Linked DNA regions of Mus musculus: regions 1, 3, 4, 5, 6 and 7 are each linked to region 2. Evidence: chromatin loops called from intact Hi-C (ENCODE). Cell type or tissue: heart. All regions are shown on one strand. Links, peaks and the distances in the headings refer to the core of each region. The heading gives the core; the rest is flanking DNA.

Evidence for each region. A loop is a pair of places that touch in the nucleus more often than their neighbours do. Peaks named below come from ENCODE experiments on the same cell type or tissue, not always from the same donor. Only the 100,000 strongest peaks of a DNase experiment are listed, where the experiment ranks them.
Region 1: it touches region 2 in a loop (2.3-fold over the local background); 2 of 42 quality-filtered maps call a loop at or near these places.
Region 3: a loop joins it to region 2, with 9 times the contacts of the local background. A loop is called at or near these places in 13 of 42 quality-filtered maps.
Region 4: it touches region 2 in a loop (7-fold over the local background); 22 of 42 quality-filtered maps call a loop at or near these places.
Region 5: a loop joins it to region 2, with 2.4 times the contacts of the local background. A loop is called at or near these places in 2 of 42 quality-filtered maps.
Region 6: it touches region 2 in a loop (2.1-fold over the local background); 2 of 42 quality-filtered maps call a loop at or near these places.
Region 7: a loop joins it to region 2, with 3 times the contacts of the local background. A loop is called at or near these places in 8 of 42 quality-filtered maps.

Annotation. Positions count from the first base shown.
Region 1 is chr1:159,810,811-159,815,310 of GRCm38, forward strand. All of the region lies in intron 2 of Tnr (tenascin R), which reads left to right. Among named protein-coding and RNA genes, the nearest start is that of Gm31348, 29 kb to the left of the region's middle. In heart, for the core only: no CTCF peak of the experiment used is centred there; a DNase peak (open chromatin) is centred at 2,141; H3K4me3 peaks cover 451 bases.
Region 2 is chr1:160,076,794-160,081,293 of GRCm38, forward strand. 4930523C07Rik (RIKEN cDNA 4930523C07 gene) reads left to right here. Exons shown (of 3, transcript NM_001162896.1): 3 at 1-1,794. It overlaps 4930562F07Rik (RIKEN cDNA 4930562F07 gene), which reads right to left and starts at 1,192. Exons shown (of 3, transcript NR_038031.1): 1 at 1,136-1,192; 2 at 590-697. In heart, for the core only: no CTCF peak of the experiment used is centred there; DNase peaks (open chromatin) are centred at 2,758 and 4,358.
Region 3 is chr1:159,521,577-159,526,076 of GRCm38, forward strand. It overlaps Tnr (tenascin R), which reads left to right and starts at 2,193. Exons shown (of 23, transcript NM_022312.3): 1 at 2,193-2,639. In heart, for the core only: a CTCF peak has its summit at 2,126 (motif pointing right); no DNase peak of the experiment used is centred there; H3K27me3 peaks cover 1,728 bases.
Region 4 is chr1:159,387,628-159,392,127 of GRCm38, forward strand. No RefSeq gene overlaps it. Among named protein-coding and RNA genes, the nearest start is that of Mir1843b, 50 kb to the left of the region's middle. In heart, for the core only: a CTCF peak has its summit at 2,600; a DNase peak (open chromatin) is centred at 2,644.
Region 5 is chr1:160,003,603-160,008,102 of GRCm38, forward strand. The region is part of intron 1 of Gm31493; the gene reads right to left. Among named protein-coding and RNA genes, the nearest start is that of Gm31667, 19 kb to the right of the region's middle. In heart, for the core only: no CTCF peak of the experiment used is centred there; a DNase peak (open chromatin) is centred at 1,909.
Region 6 is chr1:159,996,572-160,001,071 of GRCm38, forward strand. All of the region lies in intron 1 of Gm31493, which reads right to left. Among named protein-coding and RNA genes, the nearest start is that of Gm31667, 26 kb to the right of the region's middle. In heart, for the core only: a CTCF peak has its summit at 1,984; no DNase peak of the experiment used is centred there.
Region 7 is chr1:159,287,814-159,292,313 of GRCm38, forward strand. It overlaps Cop1 (COP1, E3 ubiquitin ligase), which reads left to right. Exons shown (of 20, transcript NM_011931.4): 11 at 1,092-1,227. Among named protein-coding and RNA genes, the nearest start is that of Mir1843b, 50 kb to the right of the region's middle. In heart, for the core only: a CTCF peak has its summit at 2,584 (motif pointing right); no DNase peak of the experiment used is centred there.

The DNA of each region.
Region 1 (4,500 bases), core at 265-4,264, 270 kb before region 2:
TTCTTCAGGCATCCCTGAATGTTCATGAGTCCCTTCAGGGAGAAGCCCTGGACCTTCATGGCTCTGTCCATATCATGTACTTAGTCAGAATCATGTGTCCATAAAGGGTGGACATCAGCTGTTCACTCAACAAACAACATACTGAGCACCTACTGTGTGCCAGTCCTGAGCAACTACAGAGGTTATAGGTGATTTCATTCTTTAGGACTTGATGTCCAGAAAACTAAGCAAATAGGATGAGCAAACTACTCTGGAGTGAGCCATGCAGAAGCTACAGGCTGTCACCCAAGCTGCAGTGGGGTCCCAGAGCATAGACCTTAACCCAGAGTTCAAAGGTATCTTCTCCAGTAAGGTGGGTCTCTCTGGAAGATGTGACAACTTAGGGGCCACCTAAGTGGAATCTAATGGTCTGTGTACTGTCATTCCTAAAAGATCAGCTCACAGCTGCTGGGGACTCTGAGAAGATGGTCCACCATGTCTTAGAGAAAGGGGTGAGTGTCTGATTGGGGAGGGACAGAGAAACAAAGGTTATGAAACCCTGCCAAGGGCCTAGCTGAAACTGGTACCAAATTACAATCACCATTTTTCTCTCTGATGTCACATGAGGCAGGGCCCTTTGGTGAACCAAGGTTTATTCTAGAGATGCCCAAGCTGGATAAGAGAATAAAAGAGCTAAATTTCTCACCAGAGTGATATAAGTTAAAGGCTTAGGTTTGGAGTCCTGGGGAAGAGGGAGGGTACTCCAGGAAGAAGTGAGCAGGGGAAGAAAATGGAGAGCTGGTGCCACAGGGAGCATGCATGGACGGATGAGCAGCTACTCAGAAAGCAACTCTGAGTACCGTGAGGCTTCAGCTGAAGCTGAAAAGTATAAGCAGAAAGTATGAGGCTCCTGGGGCTACAAAGTAGGAAGCCAAGAGGAGAGAAACCCTGGCAGGCAGGCAGGTCTCAAATACAAGGTAACAAAACCCCATTCTCTCCTGTGACTTCACAAAGTAAACCCAGTTCAGTGAGCACCCAGTGTGCTAAGTAGCAGAGGGGAGAGCCCCTGCTTTCTCTGGCACATCAGGGAAGCCTCTCTATTTCCTTACAGCCGTGTTGTTTTGCTCCGCCATGCACCTATATCTTCACAAATGTCATTTTAGGGGATGTGTGGCTGCCATGAGTATCTAGTTTTCAGGGCTCATTTAATGCTGATCCAGCACAAAATGTAAATTTCTCCTAAATGGTCTACAGAGCCACCCAATATATTCAAGACTCTGATACTTGCAGAAGAGATAGGGAAAGAAGGAAAAGAAGAGGCTGATGCCCAAAGGGATTGTGTAGGATTAGCTTTCCATGAGATACCCCAAGTGTGGCATGCCCTATAGACATTGCTGTGGGTAGAGATACCTGTGTGTGCGCCTGTGTGTATTTGTGTGTACATGTATGTGTATGAATGTGTATTTGTACATATGTGTGCATGTATGCGCTCCTTTGTAAACACTTGTTTGCATCTGTGTGAGAGGGAAAAGGACAGCAAAGCTCCCTGAGCAGATAAGGTTTCTCTGGCTGGTTCAGTGGAGGTCTGCAAATGGAATAAGGTCAGGCTGCTTAGGCAGGCAACACTTTCCAGTGTTTTCTACAGTTCCACTGGGTCCTTACTGTTGAAGTCAAAGGTTTAAAGCCTTTGTAGAACCTCCTATGATTAACTGTCACTTAAATACGTCAGCAAGTAGCGACATCAGCAGGCTGATCAACGTGTCAGAAGTCAGGGACTTATAAAAATTGACCCTCAGGTATCAGAGCCACGTCTTCCTTGACTCCAGAAATGTCTGATGTGTTTCCAAGCCGCTGTAGCATTTCCTGGGCTGCCTACAGTGGATACAGTGACGGGCCAGTCTTTTCTAGATGTAGAAGAAAGCCTATTAGCTTAGAGCCACACTGCGTTTCTTTCCCATGCACCTCTGCCTGCCTTAGGGATAGGAACCGCTCCAGGTCTATCTTGTGCTACAGGTCCACTGGGGACATTCAGGGGTCACCAGCTAAACATGAGGAACCTTGAATGTAGAAGTATCTTACCGGCTTCCTACATCAGAGGACATGTGACTCATCAGCTTCCTCTGTTGCTTTCAGAACAGCTGTGGTCACTGGTACTCTATAGTAGTTTCTAAACCACCTCTGCTAGGGGAAGGGCGTGGCTGAAGAGGAGGGTGTGGCTTGCCAAGAGGGGTGTGGCTGAATCCTGGGGTTTGTTTCCTTTCCCCCCTCCCCTCTCCCCGCCCCCCCCTCCCCCAGTGGACAGGAAAGAAGCCGCAGGGCGCAATAGGGATACTAAATGCCTGTTACAACGGGAAACATGTACTGAGCCCTTAGCACATACTGCCCAGCCTGTGTGTTAAGTGTTTCTCCAGGATTCTCTCATTAAATCCTCATAACAAGCTTACACGATAGATGCATAATTGGCTCCACATTACATGTGTTAGGACGAAAATTTGGTGCTATTAACTGAGGAATTTTCCCTTGAGTTCTGCACACCTCCCTGACTGTGCAGAGACAAAAGCCTTTCTTGCCTCAGAAACCATTCTTTGTCCACAAGTAGGAAGTTAAAAAATCAGACTAAACAATGAAAAAGGGAGGGGATTGAGAACAGCAAGAGCAAAGGAGGGAGGAAGGGGGAGAGAGAGGAAGGGGGAAGAGAGGTGAGAAGGAGGAAGGGGGGGAGGGAGGGAGGGAGGGAGGGAGAGAGAGAGAGAGAGAGAGAGAGAGAGAGAGAGAGAGAGAGAGAGGAGAATAAACTCTGAACATGGGCAACAGGCTTGAAGTCTCATGCTTTCAATTGCCAAAAGAATTTAGGCTTTTTGACTTGCTGTTTAATTGAGAAAATGTTTTCTCATTTCTAAAAGCTTGACTTGTTTATTAAGAGCTGCAAGCAAAAGAGGGAATGAACTGCTTGCTGTGCAAGTGTAAAGACCCGAATTCAATCTCAAACTGGCATGGGAGCATAGGCTTCTAACCCCAGCACTCAGGGTTGACAAGAGGATCCCTGGGGCTCCTTGGCCAGCCAGACTAGCTGAATTGGCGATACGATCCTCTGGTCCTTATATATAATAATAATAATAATAATAATAATAATAATAATAATAATAATAATAATAATATAGATAGTTCCTGAGGAGTGACACCCAAGACTGACCTCTGACCTCTATAGGAGTATGCACACAGCACACGCACACACATCCATAGACAAAAAAGGTGCATGCCAGGCCAGCAGCAGCAGATTACATTTCTGTGGTCTGTACATATCCATAAAAATAAAGTAGCGTTAAAAAGAAAGAGACAGAAGAGACTAAAGGTTTCTTTCTGTTACCATTTGAATGTGAAGTAGCTTCCCATAGACTCACATGTTAATACTTGGCTCCCAGGTGACAGCATTAATTTGAAAGGTTCCAAAAACTCCAGGAGGCAAATCCCAGTGTGAGGAAGTAGTTCCAGAAAGGCTGGCTCTCAGTCCCACCCCTTTTGTCTACTTCCTGTTCACCATGAGGTAAATGGCCTCCTCCTCCACGTGCCTCTGCCTCAGTGATACTTCACCCCATCACAAACTCAGAAAAGAAGCCACCACGGGAGCAGGAGCTGAGCCTTTAAAGTCACGGACCAAAATAAAACTGACTCCCTTAAACTGTTTCTGAAGAGCCATAGAGACCATGGTCACTAAACCACAGCCATCAAAATGAGGAAAGGGAAGTCTGTGGATGGTGTAAGAGCCACCCTCCCCTCCTTGCTGCCTGGGGGCTGGCATCATGCTAAATGTCAAGGAGGCAGGTAAGGAGAGAGTTTTCAGAGCAGCTGAGGAGTGATCAGGGGAAGGAGGGAGCCAAATTCACTGCTGGTCTCTGGGAGGAGCCAGAGCTCTCCCCTCCTCACACCACAGCACTCATCCTCACCTATACTGCCTCTGCTCCAGAAGATAAGAATCCAAGGTAAATGTGAAGAAAACTTGACAAGGAGTCCTGGCTTGGGATTTATATCTTAGGGAGACACCAGAGAGGGGTCTGTGCCTCTACAGCACAGACACACATATACACAAACACACACGGTGGTACTGCACATACATACACACACACACATAAACACACACACACAGGCACTGCATGTGTACGTACACATATACACACATATCCAAATGCACACACAGGCATTGCATACACACAGAGACAACACACACACAGGAACTACACGTACACCCTTACATATGCATGCAATCACATTCACATGTGCACATACCACATGATGTCATGAGTTATGAATATCCTAGGGATTACCATTCTGCTTGCCTTAAAATTGAAGGGACCCACGGACTGTCATGTGTGTGGGTGTACCCTGTGGAGGCCAGTGGCTGTTTTATAGTCTCCTCCATCTCTCCCTCCTGACGCTTTGACACAAAGTCTCACACTGAACCTGGGCTCACCTGTTTGCTAGAACGGCTGGCTAGTGAGCCCTCATGATTCTTCTGTCTCCACC
Region 2 (4,500 bases), core at 382-4,381:
AGACCAGGGTTGATTGACATATGTGCCCTGTGGTACCTGAAGCCATGCCACTTTCTGAGTGGAAGAGAGCCTTTCCTCCCCAGTCAAAGAAAACAAATTGCTTGGCATTTTGATTGTATTGTGGCCATGTTACAAAGGCAGAGAATTCCCAGCTTGGAAGCGATTATACTCCAACGGCTCATTTGCACATCTACTGGGGAGCTCTATAAATATTGTCCCCATGGAGACCATTATAGACAGTAGAAAAATCACTGTCTAATTAATGACATAGCCAAATTATGACATTACAGCAGCAAGAAAAAAATTCCCAAAATTGATGAGACTGTATGAATGTAAAGTTGTACTCTACTTGCTCAGCTGGGCCACCTGGTACTCATGTCTACTCCCGATGTGCTCCAGGCCCTTGGAGGGTAGCTACCTAATGGTGGCTACCTGGGCCTTCTAGCAGACAGTCACATTTCACCCGCTCATCCTACATCACCTCAATGCCACTAGGCACTCAAGCCTTCCACCCTCAGGCCTCTTTGACCAAAGCAACACTTCCTGATTCTCTGCCCCCTTGTCACATAGGGAGCTGGTTGTGGATTACCTGGCTGTCCTCCGCATGTCACAGAATGACCAGTCTTCTCCCCTTCTCTGCCAATTGGTACCCACCAGATGCTCTTCCCACTTCTCTCAGTTGCCCTAAGACAGAAGACTTGGGGGTAGAGGTGAAGACACAGCAGAAATGGGATGTCAGATAACAGTCTGCAAGGATGGATCGCCGGAATCAGGGACCATACAAATTACACGGTTTCCGTGACAACTGGCTGCCAGTTTGAATTAAGACAGCAGTCAGTTGTCCCTGATTGCCATAACAAAGCCCCTGACTCTGGACACAAGTGTACCTACTGCTTTCTAACCAAATAGACTTGAGCCAGTTCCTGACATAAACCATCCAGAAAGGCAGTTCCCAGTTGCTTCTATATCCTGGAATCCCAACCGTGACTGGATCACCTCTTCCTGTCGCAGACTCTCCGACAGCCTTGATAGAGCACTTAGGATGATACAGGGCCCATGAAGTGATAGGCCCTCCCATAGACACCAGAGAGCAGAAGCCCAAAGTATTGCTTGGTGCCCTGTCGCCCTGCCTCACCCTGACAATTCTTCTCATATTACTGCTTCTCCTTGCATCATGCCAATTCATTCCTTTATGACTCTACAGACACTGTTTCCCTTGGTCTATTCCAGAGTTGCCACGGATACAGTCCTAGGGTAAGGTGCTTGGGACTTGTGCCTACCTGATCCATCTGGGGACAGTAAGTTCATGAAGAACCTAAGAGGCCCCAGGGGGCTGGAGGAATGGCTCAGCAGTTAAGAGCACTTGTTGCTTCTGTAGAAGACCCAAGTACCAGACATGCATGTGGTACACATGTATACATGCAGGCAAACCACTCATACACATAAAATAAATCTTTTTCGAAAATTTGAAAAGAAGATGCATAAAGAAGAGACCTTCTCAACTGGCATGGACTTGGGCATTGGGGTTGTCCCCACCCACACTGGACTTCTGGCCTGCCTTAGTCACACTCAGAAACAGTCAGAGGGGTCTTTATCCAGTGTCCAATAGACTTTTTTTGATTTCTTGGGAAGAGGAAAAAGAACAGGAAGATGTAAAGAAAAGCCAGTCACTTTTTCAAGAAATGAATCGCTCATATGAATGATCGAAGCTGTACAGTATTTGTCAGTGTTTTGTTTTCTGTAAAATTCAAATACATATAAAAGTTTATTTAAATAAATGTTTTGAAAATGAAATCCTCCTCGCACGTTGGATTGAGTCACTGGCTTACCGCTGAGATATTATTCTCACACAGAATTGACAGAAGCAGAGGCTCTTCCTGCCTGGTCCCTGGCCTCCTAGAATCTCAGGTCTGAGGACCAGAAATGTGGCATCTCTCCCTTCTACGCAAAGCAGGCGACTTTGGAAGCTGAACTGAGCAACAACGGCTGCAGAAAACATACTGATGTTCCCTGGCGACACTTAGAAAACATTTCTCCACTGAAGTCCATGTCTTTCATAGGAAAAGGAAGAAATAACCTTTGGGTTAATCTGGTGCTAAGAAACAAAGGACCAAGGGACACAGATACCTGTGTCTATGTGCATGTATTTATATAAGCACATTTATCCTTTTTCTAAGTCAACCACAACTTTGCCCTAGTTAGAAAATGAAATGACTTGGATGCTCTTGATTCCTTTCCCAACAATGCTTACCTAGAGTGCGGGCCAACAGAAACAAGATGGTGAAATGTTCCCGACTGGCACTGCCCAATCTGGTACTATTAGCCACATGTGGCTCTGTTCATTAAAATTAAATTAGATTAAAAGTCCAGAGCTCAATTATGCCAGCCATATTTCAAGCACTCAATAGCCACCCTATGGCTAGGAACACCACCCTGAATGGCAGAGGCTAGCATCTTGTGGAAAGAGTAATTCAGTGTTAGTGAACAGCTGCGCTGTTTAACGGAAGCTTGAGAAGGAAGACCCACGGCGCAGCTGCACACTTCCTGTCTTGCCCAAGGCAGGCTGTTTCGCAGTTTCGGCTGATCCTTCAGCTTTTCTCCTATCACTACAAAGCTATGACAACCAGGGGACAGAGTATTTTCATTCAACCTGCTATTCAAGTCTCTAGAATATTGCGAAAGTTTCTGATGCAGAGGAGGGGCCGCCCAGAGGCGATAGTGCAACTCCCAGGCATCTCATTGGCTCACCACCCTTCCAGCTCCATCAGCTCTGCCTGCTCAGGCTCACCCACACTCGGAGCGTTAGGACAGAGTTGCGCAATGCAACCATCCATTAGCATTCTCAACTGACTGGAGTACTCTGCTGCCTGCTTGCCCTTTGCCCTTAAGATTATTCTTGAATTCAAAGTCACAGGCACACAAGCTTGAACAGCAGCAGCAACAAAACTCCCTTCGGACAACTTACTGTATCGGTCATAGGTTCAACTTATTGAATTGTTTTCAGATTCCCATGGGGCCAAGCATCACGATTTATTCAGTAATGGCAGGGCATGCATATCAAAGGATTTTAGCTCTTTCGAGGTGCCAAGTCCACTGAGCCCATACTACAGTATTTGTCCTGAAGGGTCACAACTGGCCTAAAGGAACAAACCACAACCATATAACGTGTTTGTCACTTTCCCAGAGGGACACATCCACCAAGACTAGCATCAAGTCAGGCTGGCAAAGAGTTGCACTGGGTGAGCGGAGAAAGGATGCTATTGGCAGAATAGACGAGAGTCCCTGAGCACCGAGGGCTGGGGCTGAGGACTAGGGCTGTCCAGATCCTGGGACCCACACCAGTTCTCACATGTAATTTATGCCTGTGATGTTACCTCCATATTAAAACTTATCTTCAGAAATTAAATGGAGAAATACATAAAAAAAAAAAGAAAAACCACTTAGCACTGAGCCTGGCTTAAGTGCTCAAGTTAAGTGTCATTAATGAAGGAAAACCATGGTTTGTGTTCTAGAAATCAAAAAAGAAATGTATGGAGGAAGGCGTGGAATTACCCACACTCCAGCAACCTCCTTGTCTTTCACCAGCCTTTCTCTCTCTTCCACCCATGATCTGTCATAGTCCTCTTGACAATTCACAGAAAACCAGCCTTACAACAGGCTCTTCATATCTCCTAGTGAGGAAAAAAAGCATGCAAAAGTTTCGAATGCTGTTGGTGCAGAGGTCTCAGGTTTGGTTCTCAGGCCCTCATAGCAGCTAACAACCATCTGTAATTCCAGTTCCAGGGGAGCCAACATTCTTTTCTAGCCTCATGGGCACCAAGCATGTGCCTGTGTATATACATATACAAAGACAGAAAACACTTGGGCACATAAAATCAAATAAGTAATTCTAAAATAAATCTTTTTAAAACGTTAAAAAAGCTGGCAAGCCAAATATAATAAGAGCTAAAGTTTACAGGCTTCAGAACTATTCTTTGCTGTCTTTATATATAATTATATAGAAGTTTGTCTTCTATAAATGAGCAGGGTTTTATGAGCTAACCTGGTAACCTTATTTATATAACACTGGAACTGGAACTTAAAGTGTCCTCAGAAACAATTCACTCACAGGGGCATTTTAGGAAGAGTTTTGAAATATCCCTGGAACTTTCTACACACTGACCAGCCTAGCACACTGTGATAGAGAGGTTGCAGGCTAGACACAACCAAGAATGAGCTAGGCAACCCCTTCCAGGGGGTGCCTGCTTACCTGTTGTGTTAATCCAGGTAGAAACACTGCCGGAGAAACCACTAAGTGCAGGTTGGATGCTGACTTGGCCCCACTGGGTAACTCTTAAGACAGAGTTACCCAGGAAGGAACAGAGAAGTGGGGACCCTTCCAGAACCTCCCTTTGTGGGAGAGTCTCTCTTGATTTGAAAGGCACCTGATAAGACAACACTGCCATCTACTGGCAAGAGTGGATATAGCAGCCTGCTTGCCCCAGACTGCAGGCGCCAACC
Region 3 (4,500 bases), core at 274-4,273, 560 kb before region 2:
AGTTTGTAGACAGCAACAGAGGATAAGTTTCAGAACCCAAATTCATTAAGGTCCAGATTAATGACAACTTCCTGGTTGAAAACCTCATCAGCCTTCCCAGATAGAACTCCCTCCTCCAGCTCACAGAAGTTAACGTGAAATTCTCTTATCCTCTCTGTATCCTGCCCCACTCAAATCCAAGTTTCCAATATCTTAGCTGCTCCGAAGTAGTCCCACTTTTTAATGCATTTGACAATTCTACATGTAGTAAAAACAGTTATTTTACCTTTGATTGATCCTGTTCTGAACTGACTAGTGTTTCTTTGTGGCTTTCTCTCCTGATGTTCATTGATCACTGGTTCTGTGTTTTTGCAGGTGCCACATGCTTGTTAATGTGTGTGCTAGAATCCTTACAGAGCTGTATGTGCACTTCAGAAAAGAGAAAGTGCATCTTACATACAATGATTTTAGAGTCAAACACACATGCTTTTGATTTGAGCACAAGAGATCATTAGAAAGCTAGTTAATTTGTGTGACCCAGCCTCCTCATTTGTAAATAGTAGGTAATATTTACCCTGGAAGGTTCACAACCCTCTCTCTTCATCCCCTTGAGTTTGCCATGCCTTCAGCTTCAGTTTCTCATTGGCCCTTTGCTAAAATAACCCTCATGCTTCCAGTCTCATCCTAGATACTGTGCTCTGTGGAAGCCTGCAGCCCTCTGGTCAAGTTAGTTTTCTTGCCCGTGTTCTCATTTATTACATTGCCTCTGCCCGTGTCTTGGCATCAGCCTCTGAACTGTCTGGTCTCTGCCCTTTCTTTCCACTTTGAGAAACTGCAAATTCCATAAAAATGGGAACTGTGATTTGCAAAACATCAAATCCCATCTTTGCTCTTCCTCATTCCTTTTAATCCAAAGATTTCTTAAAGCAAGTTATATTAGGTAAGGAATTCATGACTGAAGTTCTGAAGAAAATGCCCACATCTTACTTGATTCTCATTAGCTGGCATTGCAGGAGTTCAGCTCACCAAATTGCTGGCTCCATCCTAGTACTGTATTAGGCTCCAGGCAGTGATCTGCTTTAGGTGTAGAAATTAAATAATGTGTCCTGTGAATTGTTACTAATACCCAGTACTTTCCAATTTCATGAGATTCACAACTGGTTTTTGTATCTGTGAAACTGCCCAAATCACTAAGAGAATGTATTTTCTTAGCAGATTTTCAAAAGTAATAGCAATCCCCACAGTTCATTTGGCACATATAGTTCTAAATATTTTATTAAAAACTCAGCCACATGCAAATTCATTGGAACAACCTAGGCACTTTATTTAGAATACCAACAATGATCACTTGTAGGTATTATCTCATGTTTACTTTAAATGTTGTGACTTCTAAAGTGACATAGCACTAGCTTTGTTATCTTGGACAAGAAATTTTATCCCTTTCTGCCTCAGTCCTTCAGTCTAAAAGATGCAATTGGAGCATTTGCACTGTAGGATTAATGTATGCGTTAAATGAGATGTTACCTGTAAGGATTAGTAGCAATGCTTAGCACTTGGTACAAATGCTGTATAAAGTTAGCTATTATTATATGTCAAGGGTGAATCAGATGTAAGCAAAGCTTTTGGATGAGACTGGAGTTAAATTTCCTGTCAGCTGTATGTTACTCTGTTCCTTCAGCATTCCTATTCAGTAGGGAGGGGGCAGCACTATCCACATTTTACAAACAGTGGAATTGAGCCACAGAGAAGCAAAATGTATAGTGCACGAGTGGCAGCCGAAAACTAAGACTGACTTTGTAGACATAAGTTCCAAAGCACTTTCCAGGTGGCTGAGTTACTGGGCAGTTAATGAGTGTAAGCTTGCCTTTCCAAGTCTGAGCAGAGACCTCCTTTGCCCCTTTTCTGCCAAACATTTATCCTAAAGGCATACCCCTCCCCAATACCATATCAGGTTTTCCTACTGCAACTACAGGAAAAGGATCAGCAAAAGGCCCTTTGTCTTCCTACAGGCTCACCAGAGGGAAGTCTTTGACTCCATCAGGACTGGGACTGTTTGACTCTTTAGAAAAGCAGTCTCCAAGAGTTTGTGGGTGCAGGGAGCCTGAACTCAGACTGTTCAAGAGGACCAAAGACGCGTTGCTTTTCTGTCCACTAGGGGGCTACTTGTAGAAGGCTGGGAAAAAAACAGCTTAAAAATATGCTGCTGAAATTTCAGTAAGAGGGGAAAAGAGAGAGCTTGTGAGAGACAGCAGAGCGGTCCCAGGCTTCCTCATCTCGTTCACGTCAGAGGCAGGAACCGACTGTGCTAAGGCTGTTGGCTCAACACGCAGAGACAGAGCTGGGGCAGCCTCAGAGACAGGGAAAGAAGAGGTCCTCCCTGACCCAAGAAATTACCACGAGTGGAGTAAAGCCATCTGACTTTTTGGTCTTATTTTGGTTGCTTCTTCTCTCCTTCTACTGGTAGACCTACCAGCTGCTGTTTCGTTTCTTTCGTGAAGCCTTCTCTCTGCCTCTCAGAAAAAAAGAGGAAGGCAAGAGAGGGAGAGAGGTGGGCGCTCTAGGTGAGCGCATCAGCTGGCTCCAGCCCGAACGTACAAGAATTCTCTGCTTTGGAAGCTGCTCTAGCTCTCTGCTCTCCGGCTACCCACCCCCCAACCTGGGTAAGTCCGGAGTACTGCGCTCCTCTGTTTCCTTGCTAGCGAGATTTCAGCACCACGGAGAGCGATTAGATGCATGTTTGTTCTTCAAGCCATTTGGCTGTAAGGTTACATCTCTTTCGGCTGCCGATAAAGCGGGGTTCTGCGTAGGGAGAAAAGAAAGGAGAAAGGCGCAAAACTGTGTGTCTACCGAATTAGAGGGGGATATGGACCTTGGCCTTGGGAGTGAGCCTGAGCAAATGTATGTGTGTGCACTGTTGCATAAGACAGGTGAGGTCGGAGCTAGCAGGCTTGTAATTGTGCTAGTCTCCCGTGTGAGGCTGTCCTTTTTATATGTAGCTGGGAGGGAGGGTTTGGGGAAAAGAGTCCTGGGTTTTCCTAAATTAACTCTTTCATACCCAGCCATAGGTGGTGGGAAAGTGTTACAGGAAAAGCCTGGGGGACAGGAGTGGAGGTAGAGTTAAAAGTTGTGCTTCCAGGAGGGAGCTTGGAGAAGCAATATTTTAAAATGTCATTCCCCCCACCCCCACCCCCCAGGATTACCTGGATTCTTGATGTAGTGACAGCCTAACCTGACCTTTTGCTTCCTTTCCTGGTGTCAGTTCCTGGTGGGCAGATGCAACAGGTTAGCCCCAGGCTGGGGGTAAATTTGGGGCTGAGGTCTCTAATTTCACACTTCAAGGAAAATACTCAGCCTGGCAGGGGCTGACTGACTCGAATTATACTATATTTGTAAGCAGGCAGGGAAGACCATCCACTTCTCTCTTACCCTTGGTTGGAGAGAGGAAAAAAGTCCACTCTCCCCTGTTTCCTGGGGGCATTTGTCAGTGACAAGCAGCCCAGAGGAAAGGGTTTGTCTTCACTTGTCTATGGAGTCAGGGGAAAACCTAGACTGGCCCAAGCCTGAAAGTGTCTTCTCCAGCTCCCACCCAGGGCCTCCAGGGCCTCACAGATGGTAGACTGGCATTACTACATTCTACTGCTTTTTCATGGTCTCTCTCTCCCTTTCTCTGTGTCTCTCTCTGCCTCTCTGTCTTCCTGTCTATTCTCCTCCCTCTCCTCCCTCCCCCATCTTCCTCTCTCTCAATACTTTCAATAAGTTACTTCTACCTATCTTGCTTTTTTCCTTAGAGACTCTATCTGCCTGCCCTCATGTCCCTGAGTTCTATTCAATCCTACTACATGAAGCTCCTCAACAAGTGGCCTTGGGGGCTTCCTTCAGTTACCAAAGTTTCCTGGGAGCCAGTATCCCAAGAGGGATGTGCAGCTCCTTGCAAGATAAAGCCTAAACTTGGTTGGCCTCTAACCCTTTGAGGTTCTGCTCACTCTTTTCCTCATGGGGTGGGGGAGGGACAGGTAGGTGGAGTTAGACACAGACCTTCTTCCCAGTGATGTCTTGTGTTACGGTTTTTAATTCAAAATCCTGGGCTTTTCTCCAACATGAGTAAAGTGTTCCCTACTTTGGATTGTGGGAAACTTCTAGGTGGGAGATATAGTTATGAAAGAAACAGTACCACCTTCCTTAGCTCCATCTCCACCCTGAGATTATAAGCAGCAGAACTAGAAACTTCAGTGTGTCTCTAGAATGAATGGCAGAGAGTAGTTTTTAGAGATGGGAAGACAGAGATGTCAGAGGTTGTAATGGTAGAAAAAGATTGAAGCATGCAACTTTAGAGAATCAGAAGCCCACACAGACTCATTCATACTCCATCCTTTCCCTTCACATTCCCCCAGTGTGTACCAGTAAGTGGATGATTTCTCTACCAACTAACTGGTCCCTGAATGCTTAAAAAGCCGTGCCCTTGCAAAGGAGCCTCTCTTAAAGACATCATTTGTTATAGATGTCACAATTATCTTATTAATG
Region 4 (4,500 bases), core at 373-4,372, 690 kb before region 2:
CCTAGAAGCTGACTGAGTGCTCAGAATAGAGTAGGGCTGGGAATCAAGTTTACCATAGACCACTGGTATTGAGAGCCTGTGGCTCCATCAGATCCCGCAGCTACCCAAGGCCTAACCTCCCAGGTCCAGATCCTCTCCAGCTGTCTTTTGGGCACATCCCCACTCCCTGGAATGTGAGAAGAGAGTGAGAAAGGAACACCCCTCCTGTTAGTTTTTAAAAGCTGCCTACCGTACTTAGGGCAAGCTGGGAAAATGAGAGCTAACAATTAGGTTCAATGTTTGACTACTTACTAAACCAAGCCTACTTCTCTACTTACTATGTGACTTAGGGCAGTTGAGTTAACTTTTATGTGCCTCAACCTTCATCTGTACAAAGAACATAGACCGGAAGTCTTGAACCCCCCCCCATTTTGGTTTTTTGGGTTTTAATTTTCATTAGTGTGTATATTTGTACATGTGCCCAGATGTCAATTCTCATCTACATCCTTTGAGACACATCTCACTGGCCTGGATCTCACTCACCAAGTAGGCTAAACTGGATGGCTTAGTGACTCCCAAGGATCCACCTTTTCCCACCTCCATAGTCCTGGGATTCCTAACTCACTACTATTATCTGGTTTGTTTCGTGGGTTTTGAGGATAAAACTCAGTTCCTCTTGTCTACAAGGCAAAAAACAGCTGAGCTATCTTACCAAATCATCTGGTCAGTTTTATGAGACAGGGTCGCACAGAGCTCAGACTGGCTTCAAACTCACCACATAGCTGAGGACAACCTTCTGTTCTGATCTTCCTGTCTCTACCTCCCTAGTGCTAGAATTATAGGCATGTGCCACTACATCTGGCTGTACCCATCTTTAATTGTCTCTCAAACTTGCTGCCAGTTTTGTTGGGACAGAGGCATGTGTTGGAGGCTCAGCTTTGCTTCTTACTTTGTGGTTAAATCCTGAAACAAAGGTTGTCTGGCGAATTATGAAAAGGGCACTTCTGCTTTGGGGATTTGCCTTTATCCAGAGAGACATGCTGGGACAGCTGGCTGCAGAGGTGTGTGGGAGTGTAGAGAGGGTTCAAGTCTTGCAGAGGGCCAGGGGAGGGCAGGCTTTACAGAGTACAGCTTGGCTCAGTCCAGAACGCAAATGCTTTTCCACATAAATCTGCCTGACGGTGGCTGCACACCAGACGCTCCTGCGACAGACAGTGCTGGCAGCTGGCTAATGCGCGGCCAGCGCTTTGGATGGAAATGTATCTGTGTTTGTATGAATCAATGCACAATTCACACTTGTATATGACACTAGAGAGGGAAAACGGCCCGATGGCACAGCCCATCTGGCAGCCCCAACACCGACACGTGTGCACTGTGCCATCTTCCTCCAGCAGGGCCCCATTCCGACTTATCAGCATTAGAGGTCAGGCTGTGGGCCAGGAATCTGCTCTCAGGTACCAGAGCTGCCCGACTCTGCCTTTCTCAGACCTATGTCTCAGGTCCCTCGCGTGCAGAGGGGCATGTGGTAGCATTTACCTTATGTTTTATTAAATGCACTAATATGTAGAAACGGGTCAGTACCTAGGACAGTACCTAAACCATAGAAGAGCCTAGAAGGCAAAAGGGAACTAGCTGAGTCTGTAGTCCTATTATTGTTATGACCTGGAGTGTTTTCTATCTTCTGTGAACCATACCCACCTCTGAGCATGTGCAAACACTCTACAAGACTGGAAAATGCAAGTGACAGAGTTTTGTTTTTTTTTGGGGGGGGGTCATGGTGCATTGCATGAAATAGGAATGGGTGTACTTCGGGAGACAAAGCTTTTAGATATAGCAAAGAAAATTATCAGCTCACTCTTTAAACTTCACATTCTGATGAGTAATTTTTGAGCATATACAAGGTTGGTGGCATACCTAGATGCACATTAAAACAGTAGTTCCCAACCTTCCCTTTAGCCCTTCCTGTTGTGGTGACCCCCGACAACCATAAAGTTATTTCATTGCTAGTTTATAACTGTAATTTTGCTAGTGTTATGAATCGTAATGTAAAGATCTGATATGCAGGATATCTGATATACAAGCCCCGAGAACCACTGCAATAGAAGCTACTGAATTCTAATGCACCTGGCATCCCGTGTTCCCTGATCCTTGCTCATTTCCTTGCTGTGCAGGCTTCGTGAGGTCCCTCTCCAGCTCTTGATGCAGGTCATCTGACCTCAGTATAGACAGAGCAGCAACAACACGGTTAATTGAGTGCCCTGGGCTTGACAGTGTTCTACAAGCCTGGCATATGCTATTTCACTGGGCCCTCCCAGTGGCTTTTGTTTTCCGACTAGAAAAGTGAAGGAGATCTTCAGAAGATCCTTTGAAGGCTCAGGGTAAGGATTGTGTTTGACCGACTTTTCTTCTCCACCCTGCCCTGGGGCACCTGGCTGAAGCCAAATGTGAGGCAGCAGAAAGCTCAAGCGTTGTGTTGCTTCTTTCACCTTCGCAGCCTGAGAGAGGCGGATTTGGAAGAGGTAGCAAGACTTTATATAAAATCCCAGCTCTCCAGGAGGCCTGGTGCTTGACTGTAGCAGCAGGAAGGAAGGCTTGGGCGGCCTTCACGCAGTTCCTCCGGTGGACACTAGGGGCGATGTCAGACTGCGGGTTTCCAAGGTCCTCCTAAGTAAATGAATAGAGCAGACGCAGCCACAGATGTGGGAGGTTCAAGTCAGTGTGTCTACCACAGTGGAGCGCCCCCAATACAACCCGATGGCCTGCTAGAGCGCCCTCAGAACAAATGTAAGATGTCAAGCTGATCCAGGCCCGTATTCTTCCGGTTCAGTCTTCCTGATGTCCCTTACCAGCTCCAGCTAGAGCCCCAGCCCCAGCCCCAGCCCCAGCCCCAGCCCCAGCCATAGGCTATTTTCTTATATATGTGCTGTGGCTGTTCTCTCCAGATTCAAAGGCAGTTCTCCACTGCTATGCTCTGGACCACACAGTGCCCCAGAAGAAACAGTGCACCCACTTTCCCCAGCACCCTTCACCATGGGTCACTTCTTACATGCAGCCTAGCCCCCCAACCTGGAGTAGTGACCCACTGCCCCTAACTCTTATTTCTGGCCATAGTCGCTCATATCCACAGTCAAAGTTGAGTTTGCCCCTCCTAGAGGCTGAGGGTCTACTAGCCTCTCAAAGGCACTGCCTATTTAAGCACTACACATTTACATCTAAAACCTAATGATAACTCTAAGTTAGTTAAGTACCTAACAGACCTCTTATATCCTAACTCCGCAATTACTCTTGCGTTAAAAAGTTACCTTCACATAGTCATTCAGTTGCAACCACATTCCATTCTGCCTTTTTTGCTTTAAAGAAACAGGCTTTTGCACATCTCTGCAGCCTTCTCGTCTGCCTTGAGATGGCTGCACTACAGCGCACCCTGTGGCCTGGGCTCAGTCACATCAGCAGCTGCACACAGCTCACACCTCTGTTCCTCTTCACCAGTAGTCTACTTTCCTGTTCACCTGGCCATATGTGCACTCTCTTGTAACTCCTATACCATAACAAGGCTGTGTCCCTACTTCATGTGGCATAGATAGGTTGCCACACCCATTATAACAACATCCCAAGGGGAGCTCAAAACATATCATCTATCTATCTATCTATCTATCTATCTATCTATCTATCTATCTATCTATCTATGTTTGTTTGTTTTTAACACTAAGTAGTTCTGGCTGGCCTGACACCATGTAGATCAGGCTAGCCTTAATTTAACTTGTGGTACTCCCCCTCCCCCCCCCCCCGCCTCTGTCTCCAGTGTGTCATGTCTTGCCATAACCCACATGGCTTGGTCATAGAACCCTGACTGGGGTTGGTGAAGGAATAAAGAAAGGACAGACAGACAGACAGACACATGTACAGAAAGCTGAGATCAGGTGGGGCGTGTACCTTCTGATGGAAAGGCGCCTATCCTACTGTAACCCAGAACCTCAGTGTGTTTATCAGGTACAGCACGGGGAGGGGGTGGCGGAGGAGGGGGGACTAGCTAGACTTGCTAGGAGGTGTCTGAAGTGACCGTCTCAGGCTACAGACATCCAGGAGAATGAAGCTGCAGTTGCTAGTTTTTTGTTTTTTGTTTTTTTTCTTTCAAATGATTGTACACACTCGTCAATCATTTGAACTCAGACTCCCGTGGAGAACTTGCCTCTGAGGCTCACCCAGGGAAGGCTTAGCCACTCCCATGGGGCTGAGGCATAGAATCTTTGACATGGCTATGCTCATAGCAACAGTGCAAATCACCAAGACTTCTGTCACTCAGGGTTTCCTCTGCTCCCTACAATGCCTCCCTAAAACAGATGGTTTTATTGTTTGTTATTGGCCCATTCTTTGATAATAAACTCTCTCTCTCTCTCTCTCTCTCTCTCTCTCTCTCTCTCTCTCTGTGTGTGTGTGTGTGTGTGTGTGTGTGTGTGTGTGTGTGTGTGTGTGTGTGTGTGTGTGTGTGGTTAAGAATAGGTGTCTTCCTCTATAACTCCC
Region 5 (4,500 bases), core at 352-4,351, 73 kb before region 2:
TCTTCATGAAAGGCCCAACTGTCTACTAGCTTGAACCAACTGGTTTCCTTCTCCCTAGGGAGTACAAGAAAAGAGGAAGACTGAGAAATGGGCTCACAGAGTACAAAAAAGGGTCAAGTGCTGTGGCCCAGATATCAGGAACCCCCCTTCAAGCATTGTTAGTATTGAGGTCACAGTGGAGGGGCTATCAGGTTGGCACTGATAATCCCTCATCAGACCCACGGAGTCCTCTGACACCTTAGCTTTATCCGGATAGTAGGCTGTAAGTGCCAAGTGCCATGGTTGCAAACTCTTAAAAAGCAGTACAATTCAATACACCTTTATACACATTTTTTTATAATCTGACCATGGGTTCCCTCTCTCCAGTCACCACTGCACACCTTTCCGTAGGGCTCTGGAGTTGCTTCTGCCAGGGCTTCCTCCTGCTTGTACCTGCTTTCTGCACTGCTTTCCCTCCACAGGTCCACTTGATTCTAACCTTTCTGAAACAACTTGCTACATTACAGGGGGATGAGAGCCCCAGTTCTCTGGATCTTAGGGCTCTGTCTTCCTCAGTGCCCTATCCTCTCCTAAAATCTTGGTGAGTCTCCCAAGACATTATCAAGGAGAGAAGCTCTTTGGGGGAGTGAGTAAAAGGTAGCTCTCCTCCCTCCTGTTGCATCAGTTTCCCCTCAAAGGTCTTACCATCTTTCTTTCCACCCCCAGGATGCTTAGCATAGTATCTGAGATGGGCCTCCAGTGATGAGCCCAGGCTGGAAGGTGAGCACCCATAATCCTAACGATATGCTATATATAACAATACAACATCTTAAAAATTTTAAATTAGTTGCCACATTGAGAAATGTTCTTTAAAATACATATTTTTGTGGTTTTATTTTGAATTGATTCCTATTTTGTTGTTATTGTCATTGTTGTTTTTTCTGTGTGGTTATTGTTGTTGTTATTGTTGCTGTCATTATTGTTTTGCTTTTTTCTGTAGACAGAGTCTCTCTATCTAGCCCTGGATATCCTAGAATTTACTATGTAGACCAGGCTGACCCCAAACTTACAGAGATCCACCTGCTTCTATCTTCTGGGTGCTAGAATTAAAGAGATGCACCATCATACATGACTTAGATTCTTAAAACCCATAAAATATAGAAAACCAGGTCCTTTAGATGGAGTCTGAGCTATCCACTCATTCTGCAGTGTCTACTAGTAAACAGTTATGTGCCAACAATAGTATTGAAGGCTCTAGAGCTATATGATGTTCACCAGACAGACATGGTTCCAACTTTTGTTATATCAGAGCAATTGAAGCACAGTCGTGTTGGAGGCATGGACTCCTGTAACTACATCAAAATTGATGATAAAATAATAAAACAAGATCCATTCTGATAATGATGAGATATGAGAAGAACATAGGTCAGATAATCCAGTCCTGGAGTGATGGATCAGGCTGGGCCTCAGAAGAGAGATGACCAACTAAAGATAGTGCCCACCCATGAAGAAGCATGACCAACAGACCCTGATGATGGAATAAAGTACTAAACTCCTCTCTTTTTCTTTTTTAATTTTCCTGTGGTCAGACCAGGTTCTCAGTGAAATATATCACATGTATATGGCCCTGAAATAGCTGTTTGGGGGAATCCAGACCATGGTTTCTCCATGGAAATTCTAGAGAAATTATTAGAACAAGGCCAGAGATGGCTGACCAGCAAAACAATCAAACCTGACAGGGGAAGGCCTGAAGATGTGGAACGCAAAGATATTTACTCATCGGGACTTTCAGAGATACCCTGGGAAGAGGCGGAATTCCTGAGCCATTAAGACAGGGAGACCAGATGGTGGCCACATGTGTCTAGAAGCCAAGAAGGAGCAGGAGAACTAAATGCATGGGTGGAACTCAGGCCATATTTAGAAAACTACAAACAGGATCCCAAACAAAAGACAGGCTCCTCTGAAGAACTTCCCCTTGCTCAGTTCTGACAAAGCTAGGAAAATCGTGCTCCTGAAACATCTGCCACCAAAGTCACATGTCCCCTCTCCTTCTTGGCTGCTTTGGTCTTCCAGCAGCAGCACAGGAAGGAAGGTCTTCATGCAGTAGGGTCACTTGGAGCACCTGACAGGGCTTCCTGATACAAGGCTAAGGATGATGCTCAAGGCAGGGTGGAATATTTCAGCTCAAGCAAAGCCTGACAAAGGCCTGTTGTAGAAATGTAGAGCTGTGTGCGATGACTTTGGTCAAGTCCCTTATTCAGTGCTATTGTCAGTTATGCTCCGGTGTGTGCTTGAAATGTTTCTCGTGCTCTTGGACCTTAGATTCTATCAGGTAATAACAAAGATAGTATCAAAAATAGAGTGAAAGATGGAAGAGTGGGCATACTGGAAGAGAGCCAGTTGCACCGTCAATAGAGAGAACAGAATGAAGTAATGTTTGAGTAAATGAAAGTCATGAGGAAGACCATTTTTTGCCAAAATCCCTGAAGGGAGCACATGATGGTGTGTTCTGATGACAGCAAAGAGGCCAGCGTGTCTGCGGCACAGAGGAGCACAGGACAAAGTAGCTGATGAACTGAAGAGGTCATGGAACCAAGTCATGTGAACATCAAAAGCCACCGCAGTGTGTGTAATCCACCAACATTCAGAACAGAACTGTGGTGAGCACCATCCCTTCAGGGTCTGCATACTTTCATCTCTGTGTTCACAGTACTTAGCATATTACCTACACCCTATAAATGCTTGGTAGATGAATCACTAGGGGTGAAAGGCTCTCATTAGGATGCCCCAACACACAGTCATCACCTTCAGATTCTGTTTCCCCTCTCCTAAACTCCCACAGAACCACGCAGCCCTAGAGACACCACCAATGAAATATAAGACTTGGCATGGTCATCAGGTAAAGCTCCATCTTCTCCCACCCTGCAGGGAGACACCACATACCTCCAGAGTCCACTGCATATCAAATTCTTAGAGAAAGAGTTTGGGAATGTTGGTCTATATGGTCAAATTAAGCTGGAAATGAGTGTATTTATCTATAGGCTCTACCTCCAGGACTCCTCCCGTTGTGGCTCTGCATTAGTCTTCTCTGTCTAGCCTCCCATAGAGTCCCTTTAACAAGCACCAAAGAGTTCCTCAGGAAGGAATATCTGCGCAGTGTCAAAACACACATAAGGTATACTTAGCAGGCAGGGGTGCTCCGCTGTGCAGTCTATTCTCAATTGAAACAGTGTAACTCTACACACTAAATCCCAGGGCCAAACCTAGCTAGCCACCAGGTGAAAGGAAGGAACTAACATAGTGCCATTTCCCTGCCCCACCCCTGCCTCACTCCTGTCCCTCCTCTGCCCAATCACATTGCTGGGCAAGAACATGTTTCACGTTCTCTGAAAATCAGAGCCTCACAGTTTTAATTAATTAGCTTTCGAGACAAGAGTCTCACAACATAGCCCACGCTGGTTTCAAACTCACTGATGTTCCTGTCTGAATCTCAAATGACTTTTAAATTTATCTTTACATGAGACATACAAACAAATATTATATGTGTCAGGGAGTTTCCGTGGGTTATCTGGTTGCACGCATGCCTCCTGTTTGCATGATGTTCAAAGCAGCTTATGAATAGATACCTATCTCCAACACTCTCCTCAAGCTTTTTGAAATGTAGAGTGCATTGCTGCCATCTATACCCACCTGGTCCTCAACAGCACACAAGGACTCTCCATTCCCATCTGACTATAACTTAGTACCCCTTCTTTAGTCCTTTCTCCCATCTCTCGCTGAACACCCCACTCCCCACCCGAACATCCTGTGATAGGCTCTTGTCTGCCAGATAAAAGCAGTATTGTTATTCCTAGGTACTACATGTGACCAAGTAGGAGACTCAGTGAAGTTTCATAAACACTTTTCAACTGACCAAAATTTTTATTTTACTCCATGTTACTCTTAGTGCTGCGTTAACTCCTTCCTTCCCCACCTTTATTTCAAGCAAGCTCCCAGGTCTCCCTCTCCTTGGGCAGTCACTGTCTCAGAAGACTAAGAGAAGGTCAGCACGATCCATCTCTGAAGGTCACAGTGCCTTTGTGCCCAGAGTCAAAGGAGAACAAACAATGGGGACAGAGTAAAAAAAAAAAAAACCCGCTCTAGAAAGTCAAATGCTTCAGAACGGAGTTGCTCAGGGATCAGCAGAGATCATTATATTCCTTGAAATATATTTCTGTTTAGCACAAACCTCCATTTTTATGACCTCAGGAAAAAAAATTCAAATACCTGCCCTGAGATTTCTGAAAATTGCTAGGGAACCGGTATTCTTTTCTCACCTCTGGCTCCAATTTCCTGCCCTTGCCGAATTCTTATTCTCTGCTCTCCATAATTTCGCACCTTCTTCGCCTAGCCCTATCTTCTTCCCCTAAAAGCAATCATTTCTACAGGCATGGCACGTTAGCAGAATTTTTATTGATGGTTTTTAGGTCATGAAGGATGGGTTACAATCTCCCACCAACAGCAGACAACCTAACATCTGAT
Region 6 (4,500 bases), core at 291-4,290, 80 kb before region 2:
AGAGGGAAAAATATCAGGACACAGTCACAATCAAAAGCAAAATCAAACTCTAACTGTACAATATCTGGGATCATTCACAATCTTCTGGGGTCCTTCAAAGGCTTGGGTCACTTCTCCAACTCTGCCCTCTGTAGCACTCTAAGTTCAGGCTCATCTACTTCACTACTGCAGCTGTTCTTGGTGATCATCCCATAGTAATGGCATCTATAGTACACTGGAGTCTTCCCCTGCAACTAGGCTTTACCAATATCCTCTCTTTATAGTGCCAGGCTTCAAATACTTTGCATGACCCCTTTAGTACTGGGCCATCAACTGCAACTGAGGCTGCACCTTCACCAATGGCCTTCCATGACCTCTCACAGTACTGAGCCTCAGCTGCTCTGCATGACCCCTTCATGCCTTCAAACCAGTACCACCTGGGTGACTCTTACACATTACCAAGTCCACACGCAGCACAAGGTACAAACTTGATTTTCTCTGGAACACAGCTTCTTTGTGCTCTCAGAAAATACTTCCCAGATTTCACTTCAATGATGCTGGTCTCTTCTTAATCACCGCTAATTTCTTAGTTCCAGCTAGCTGACATCAATAGTCCCAGTAATGCAAAGGTTTCACTTTAGTAGTTCTGGTATCTTGTTAATCACAGCTGATTCTTCAGCCCCAGCTAACCAAAACCACAGAATCTTCTCAATCAAAATAGCAATTGCCCTGATTAGTCTTTATTCTTCCCTCTGAAATTTCACAAGCCAGGCCTCCATCATTTGCACTGTTCTCAACATTATCTTCCAAGCATCTACAGAACATCCCCCAGAGCTCTTAACTCCGAATGGCTCTTCTTGCACAAAGTTCCAAAGTCCTTTAGATAGTCCTCCCCAAACATGGTCAGGTTGTCATAGGAATACCCCACTAGGCTGGTACCAATTAGTCTTAGTCAGAGTTTCTATTCTTGTGCAAACATCGTGAGGAAGAAGGAAGTTGGGGAGGAGATGATTTATTCAGTTTACACTTCCACATTGCTATTCATCAACAAAGAATGTAAGGACTGGAACTCAAGAAGGTCAGGAAGCAGGAACAGATGCAGAGGCCATGGAGGGATGTTACCTACTGACTTGCTTCCCTGCCTTTCTCAGCTTGCTTTCATATAGAACCCAGGAGATGGTAGCCAGCCCAGAGATGGTACCACCCACAGTGGGCCCTACCAGCCCTGATCACTAATTAAGAAAATGCCTTACAGCTGGATTTCATGGAGGCATTTCCTCAAGGGAGGCTCCTTTCTCTTGTGTTAAGTTGACACACAAAACCAGACAGTACAGTTGCCTTGGTGTGGCGTTTTGTCACAGCAATCAAAAAGTAACTAAGACATATTAATTACTTTTCTTGATGCTGTGACCAATGACCTTCCCAAAAAAAATGAAAGGAAGGAAAGATACAGTTCATATTGGTGGGATAGGTATGCCATTGGGGCCAGCTCTTGTCAGTGGCAGCAGGGACTTACTCACTTACATCTTGATGGATCAATAATCAAAGAAGAATAATGTGGGTATTCATCTGTCACAGCCCGGCCACAACATCAAGACTAGGATTCCAGCATAGGAGATTGGCACCACCCACTTGAAGGACAGGTTTTCCTCCCTCTGTTAAATCTTCTCTGGAAACAGCTCTCAGACATAATCAAAGGTGCAGTCCCTTAATGTTACAGGAGTTGATAAAATGAAAAAGCACAGGAAATAAAAGATCATACTCTGTTGCCATAGAATATTCCAGAGTCACTTGGGTCTTCACTGGAGCCTGAGATGTACACAGCTAGACCATGAGACACCTCATGGATGAAGCAGCAATGGCCTCACAGTGTGCCACAAGGACTGCAACAGTGTCTTGGAAACAAAGCTTGAGAGTGAGCATGTGAAGAGAGAGGTCTGTTCTGTTGGAGCCCAAGCCTGCTGGTTTTTAAGGGAAGTGAAGACAGTCTAGACCTGAAAAGTGACACCATGTGGCCACCAGAGAAACAAGTACCCAGATTGTACAGACCCTTCCTGTCATCTGCTATAGAGATAGATAGGCCTCCCTTTGGACTTTTGTTACTCGTTATGTTAGAGATAGGTCTGACTCCCTATTGGTCCTGATCTGGTGGAAGATGTAGGCCTTGGGAAAAATTCTGAACATCTACAAATTAATACAAACAGGAATCATAATGACCTGATGAAATACAAAGCACCATGTGTTTGGCATTTGACAAGGGATGGTATGGGGTCTAGAGTGGAACTTTCATGTGTACACCTTACACATACATGCAAAGAACAGTATGCCTTCCAATCACAAAAATATCCTGCTTTTACTGGTAGGATAACTGTTTTACTGTTTTTATTTATCTATCCATATTGTATGGATTTTTAAATACTCTATAGTTTTTACAGGGAGTTCCCTTTTCAAAAGGGAAGAGGTAATATATATATATATATATATATATATATATATATATATATATATCATACTCATCACTATAACAAGTGACCCTGTTGGTAGTCTTAGAAACCTACATCCCATGATAAAATCTTCATAAATACTCCTGTGACTCCTGTGATAGCAGTAAGAGACAGGAATCTTGGGCTAGGCAGCAGATAAAGTCTGAACTACCTTCACCGTGAATCCTTAACTTCATGTCTCCTCAGCTGTGCAGGATCTCCCCTGTCCTCCCCAACCTCAAGACTACACAGAGTTCCCTTTGCAAGTAGCTGGCACTGATGGCGCTCACCCTTTCCTTGCTCTTAGCTGAGGTTCCCACATGGGTTCTCTAGCCTCACACGTGTTCTTTGCAGTTTCAATTCTATACCAGGCAGAATCACACAGCAAGGGACAGTCCCTCTCTCCTGCAGTTGGCATAACACAGCCTACACTCTAGGGATCACTTCTTTGTCACAGACCTTTAAGTACCATCCTCACATGGCAGGGCTGAATCTTCCAGCTCATAGAAATGAAAGCTTTGACTCCCAGCTTTCAACAAATGAGTAGGTGAGCCAAAGATAGATGAGCATCTGACACAGCAGAGAAGTTACGATTGCCATCGAGGAGTGGGAGTAAAGGCATAATCCACTTCTCCTTTCCCAGCCAAAATGACTTCTGCTACCTGGAATCAGGTTCTGCCTCTCCTAAGTGAATCCTCTCACATTCATTTCCAACTCCTCTGCAACGGTTCAGTCCTCATCCAGCAATAACCAAGACTCTTTCACAAGTCTCTGACTACCTTCCAGTCTATTCTTCATGCATTGCCAGAGGATTCTTCAAACTCCAAGCTTCCCCTCCCTTCTTTAAAAGCAGTCAGACATCCACCATTATCTTCTGTGTGAAGTCCTAATGCCATAGCCTGGCACTGGATGCCTCTCCCAAGGTAATCATAATCTATCTTGCTCAATTGATCTGTCTCCTTTTTTTCTTTATTTCCTCCAAGCCCCCCAGAAAGCACCTACAGGCATCTGCTATCCCAAACACACACACACTCTCTCTCTCTCTTTCTCTCTCTCTCTCTCTCTCTCTCTCTCTCTCTCACACACACACACACACACACACACACAAAGAGAAAAGGGAGGGATGGGTCAAGGGGAAGGAGAGAGAACATTAGGAAGGAAGGCTAGACTTATCAACTTATCTCAAATATAATGAAGCTTAGAATATCTTTTTCTTAATCTCTGCTTTGTCAAAATTCTATTCACTCAAATATATTTAAACCGAACCTCAAGGAGCAGCCTTCTGCAAACACTGGAAGCGCCGTGCTTACATCTTCTTGAGTTCACTCATCACACTATGGTTGAGCTAGCAGAAAACAAGTGCAGTACTTTATTTTCTGCGCATACTCCGCCACACAGGTTGTTGCACATGGTGGTGGATACATGTTTGCTACTAATCAAAAACAATATCAGATACCGGATTTGTCTTGGTTTCAGCACACACACACCACACTCACACACATAAAAACTCACACACACTCACACACACTCACCACACACACACACTCACTACACACATGCATTCAACACACACACAGAGACTCTCTCTGTGTCTCTCTCTGTCTCTCTCTGTCTCTCCCTCCCTCCCTCCCTCCCTCCCTTCCTCCCTCCACACATACATACATATTCTTATACAACATTCCCCCACATCTACAGGGAATAGGTTCCTAGCCCCACCCCCAGTGATGCCTGAAACTGCTACAGTACTGAAGCCTACATATACTGTTTCTCATATTCATAAATATCCACAATAAAGTTACATTAACAAATCAGTCACAGTAAGAGGGTAACAACAATAACTTAATGAAGCAGAGAACTATGTGGAAATATAAGTTATTTATAACTGATGAGTTGCTTATCTCAGGAATTTTTCATTGAACATTTTCATGTATCAGTTGGCTGTTGACAACTGGAGCTCTGGAAGGTAAATCTGTGGCCTGGGGGAGCTTCCACACACCTTATGTAGCTCTTGGATGCCCACGAGTATGAGTGACTGTTA
Region 7 (4,500 bases), core at 376-4,375, 790 kb before region 2:
CCTTTAGCTCCTTGGGTACTTTCTCTAGCCAGAATTTATTTTCTTCAAAAATTTTTTTATTATAATTAGTAGATAAATTTTATCATACCAAATAAGTTTTCAGATATTTAAAAAAATGGTTTGTGTCATCTAGTACTTTTTGCATTTTAATTTTGTCTATCGTTTCTTCAGATAATAAGTTTAAGTAGAATCATGAAAAGTTTATGATGAAAATGCTGTGTGCACATGGATGAGAAAAAAATAAAGTTATAGAAAATACATTAAAATAAATAATTTAACATTTTAATCTCTTAGGGCACTAATGTAAATAATTGTATGTAAATAATTGTATGTTGTAGTTTTTGTTTGTTTTGTGTTTTTAGTTCTTTTGGAAAAGTTTAAAATGCAGATTTCCAACTGCCTTGAAAAATTGAGTATTGTAATTGTGCTTTACTTCAAGCATGCCTCTGTATTAAAGAATAGATAAGTTGACAACTACTTGGTACATTAATGTTACGATTTAAACCTCAGATGGCTTAACTTTAAATAGTTAACTCACAGGGACCTTGTGTGATGTCATTACTGTTGTCTTTGAGAATCACCAGTTTATACATTACAGTTTTGTACCTATGACTGAGAATAGGAATTAAAATAATTCAATTATTTACCTAATATGTACTGTATAATTTTGCTTTGATCATAAATGTGGAATAAGTATACATCCCTCTAAACAAACTTTGTTAAACTAACGAATACCTAACCACATGTAGATCTTCCTCCAGCAGTTACTATCAGTGCTGATGGCTGGGATCTGATTTTAATGAAAGATTTATGTTCATGAGAAGATTTCTCATTGTTTTATTTTCCCTTGAAATCAGTGCTAAAACTAGAGGAGATCGCCTTTATACTTTATTGGAATACAAAGATGTTTCAGTGAATTCCTAGACCATTTTTATTAAAGCTAAAAGATCACCTAATTAATTTGAGCATACTGCTTTTTAAAAAAATCTTCAAAAATACTTTTTATTTAAAAATAATTTTTTAATATGAGGATATTGTTCTTTGCTTCCTTTATAGTGTCATTCATTTAATTTGCTTTTTTTCTGACCCAGATGACAGTAGAACTGCAAGCCAGTTAGATGAATTTCAAGAATGCTTGTCCAAGTTTACTCGATACAACTCAGTAAGACCGTTGGCCACATTGTCTTATGCTAGTGATCTCTATAATGGTTCCAGCATAGTTTCTAGGTAAGTGTTTGCCACTGCTCTTACTGTGTTCTTTTATTAAAAAGTATAAGAAAACTTACTAAATTTGAGAAGCAGCTATAACATGTCTTTGAGTCTTGGAATTTGCAAGCTACATTGCCTCCCAGTTACTCGGAGCTAGCAAATTAGAATGCTCAGTAGCATCCATCTGACAGGAGGTGGCAGTTTCTCTTTATATCTGACGTCTGAGTGTAATGATGGAAGGTGCTCTTTACGTCCTTCCTTCAATTTTGCAAGTCTGTATAGAACTAGTATATTTCTTTCTGAATATTAATGTTTGATTCTCCAGTAAAGCTTTCCATGGAATATAAGAATATGATCAAAGTTCACTCTATAGCTTGTACAACTAGTATACAGTAATAAAAACTTAATTTGAGAGATAGCTGTAGGTAGTCTAAATAAAAATATACAAAGCAGAGACTGACAGTGTATTTTTGAAACATATTCTGGGGCTGGTGGTACAAAACAGCAAATGATTGCTTGCCTTAAAAGCAGAGATGAACCTGAGTCTGATACCCAGAGCCCATGTGAAATAAAGGCCAGGCATAGTAGTGCTCGCTTGTTATGCTCATGCTGTTGAGGGAGATCTTCGAGCTACTGCCTTGTTTTGTAGGCCTCAAAAGAAGATAGACAGTACTTGAAGAATGGCATTCAAAGTTGACCTCTGACTTTTGCATGCAGATATGCTCATGTGCACACATGTGCCTGTGCTTACAAACAGCCAGGGCTACAGAGAAACCCTGTCTCGGGAAAAAAAAAAAAAAAAAAACAAACTTCTCACTATATACAATTTTCCATTTCATAAAATAATGAACATTGTAAAACCACCAGGCTGTATTACATTTAGCCTATTTTCAGTAGACATTCAAAGAGATGATTTACATTTAAATATTTTACATTACAATTTTACAAATTAAGTAGATGTACTTAATTGTTACGGTTAATTAGCCTTTTTTATTTTCTCCCAATTATATCAAATTAACATTTCTTAATGAAATATTTCCAAATTTTTAAGTTTATTATACCCACAGAAGAAATGAAGACTAATAGGTAGCAAGAAAGAAAGAAGGAGCTTTGAGACTTTCATAATTTTAGTGACTCCTTTTTGTACTTTGAAGGATATTGGTAATTCATTCTAAGCTTTGATTTCTTCTAATGAAATGGGCTTAAAAAACACTAAAACAATGTTGGCCAGAACAAATTATTAATATTATTACCATAAAATTGCATAATATCTGTGCCAATTACCTTATTGCACTGAAACTAGATTTTCTGAAAAGAAAAATACTAAACTGAATAAATCTCCTGTTTTCTTTGCTTATGTGGATATTATACCAGATCCATTAGTCCACAAGGTGGCAGCATTTATTTGTGCTATCTCTCATGTTTTGTGCAATCTCTTCTGTTAGATAGTTGACAAGGTTGGAATTGGGTGGCTGGTCCAGATTTATTCTCTTGATTATTATATGGTCTTAATAACAACAACTTATGGAAAAACACTTCCTACTTTTTCCTTAAATATGGTAGTTACACCACATTTTAAAAAAAGATTTATTGATTTATTATATGAAAGTACACTGTGGCTGTCTTCAGATACTCCAGAAGAGGGAGTCAGATCTTATTATGGATGGTTGTGAGCCACCATGTGGTTGCTGGGATTTGAACTCGGGACTTTTGGAAGAGCAGTCGGTGCTCTTAACCACTGAGCCATCTCTCCAGCCCAGTCACACCACATTTTACATGTTGTTTTCTGTGCCATCAGAGAGGATTGGTTTGAAATTGCATATTTTAAACTATCTCAGTGTATAGTAGTGCTGCTTCATGAATTTCTGATTTGAATTTTACATCCCTGTACATAGTACAGTGGTTGTTAACCTTCTTAATATCATGACCCTTTGATGCAGCTCCTCATGCTGTGGATTATTATTTTTGCTACTTCATATTTAGTTTAAGATACTGTGGTCAATCCTATTTTATAGGAGAGGAAGTTGAAATAAGGGGAAGTATGACTAGGCTAGGATCAACACACTGTGCTGTGGATAGAACTTAGATTTGAACACCCCCACCCCCCCCACCCCCCCGCACCTTTATGGTGCTCGGTTGCTCACATCAGGGCCCAGGGACTAAAGTTTCAAGTGAGATACTGGTAAAAATACAAAGTAGTGCATTTTTTAGGTCCTTTATGCTCCTGTTTCTATCTTTTCTAACTGGCATTTCATAATGAATGTTTTAGAGTTTCAATTTAATATTTATACTGTGTGGTGTTCAACTAGTTGCTAAAACTATTGGAATTGAACTTTGTTTTATAGTAGATGTTTACAAAGATTGTTTTTGATAACCTTCAGTGTTCACCCAGAGTAATATTGTAATGTATTATTTATTGAAGAATGCTTATGAGTTTTAAAATTTGCTTAGTAGATGTCGTGATTAGGATTTTATTGCTATGAAGAGACACCATGAGCATGGCAGCTCTTATAAAGGCAAATATTTCATTGACACTGGCTTATAGTTTCAGAGGTACAGTTTAATAGGGACTGGGGTAATTGCTGTTGTAGGCCTGACCATGTTTTTGTTTAGAGTGTGGATTTTGGGACTTTGTAAAGCAGAGGAATACTTTAAGTGTGAATTATTGGGCCCTACTAGTAGAAGCATGGAAGACACTGGTGCTGGGGTGATTAGATCTTGATAGGCATGGCTCAAGAAATTTCAGAGGAGAAGAATTTTAGTATGTAACAACCTAGAGATTTTTGTGCTATTTTGGTGAAGAATACAGCTGATTTTTGCTCTCATCTGAAGAGGTAAAGAGATTTGGATTAATTTCATTGACAAAGGAAGTCAAAAAAAGTCCAGCATAGACTTTGCCCTCTGCTTTACTTTCATGAAGAACATTTTGATCAAGCATAGTAAGCTTAGAAAGGAAAAATACAAAATATATGGTTGAAAGATTAAAGCCGTACCAGAAAGTAAACTGGAGCTAAATCCTGTGTTCAAGGATATTAAATGGCATGAAGGGCGTGGTGACTAAAGGGCAAGATCCCTTGCAGGTAAGCTTATTGTTTGTGTGCTTGCATTGAATAAGGGATAGTTATATCATGTTAGGCTTTATTTTGACCTGGTTATTGTTTTCGTTTGGACTTTTAATCAGGAAGGAACTACAATCTAAAAATGAAGGAGACATCTGTGCTAGGCTCTTGAGGTCTAGTCACCATGAACATCTTAGGTCCAGGAATGGTGGTACATGCCTTTAATTCCAAG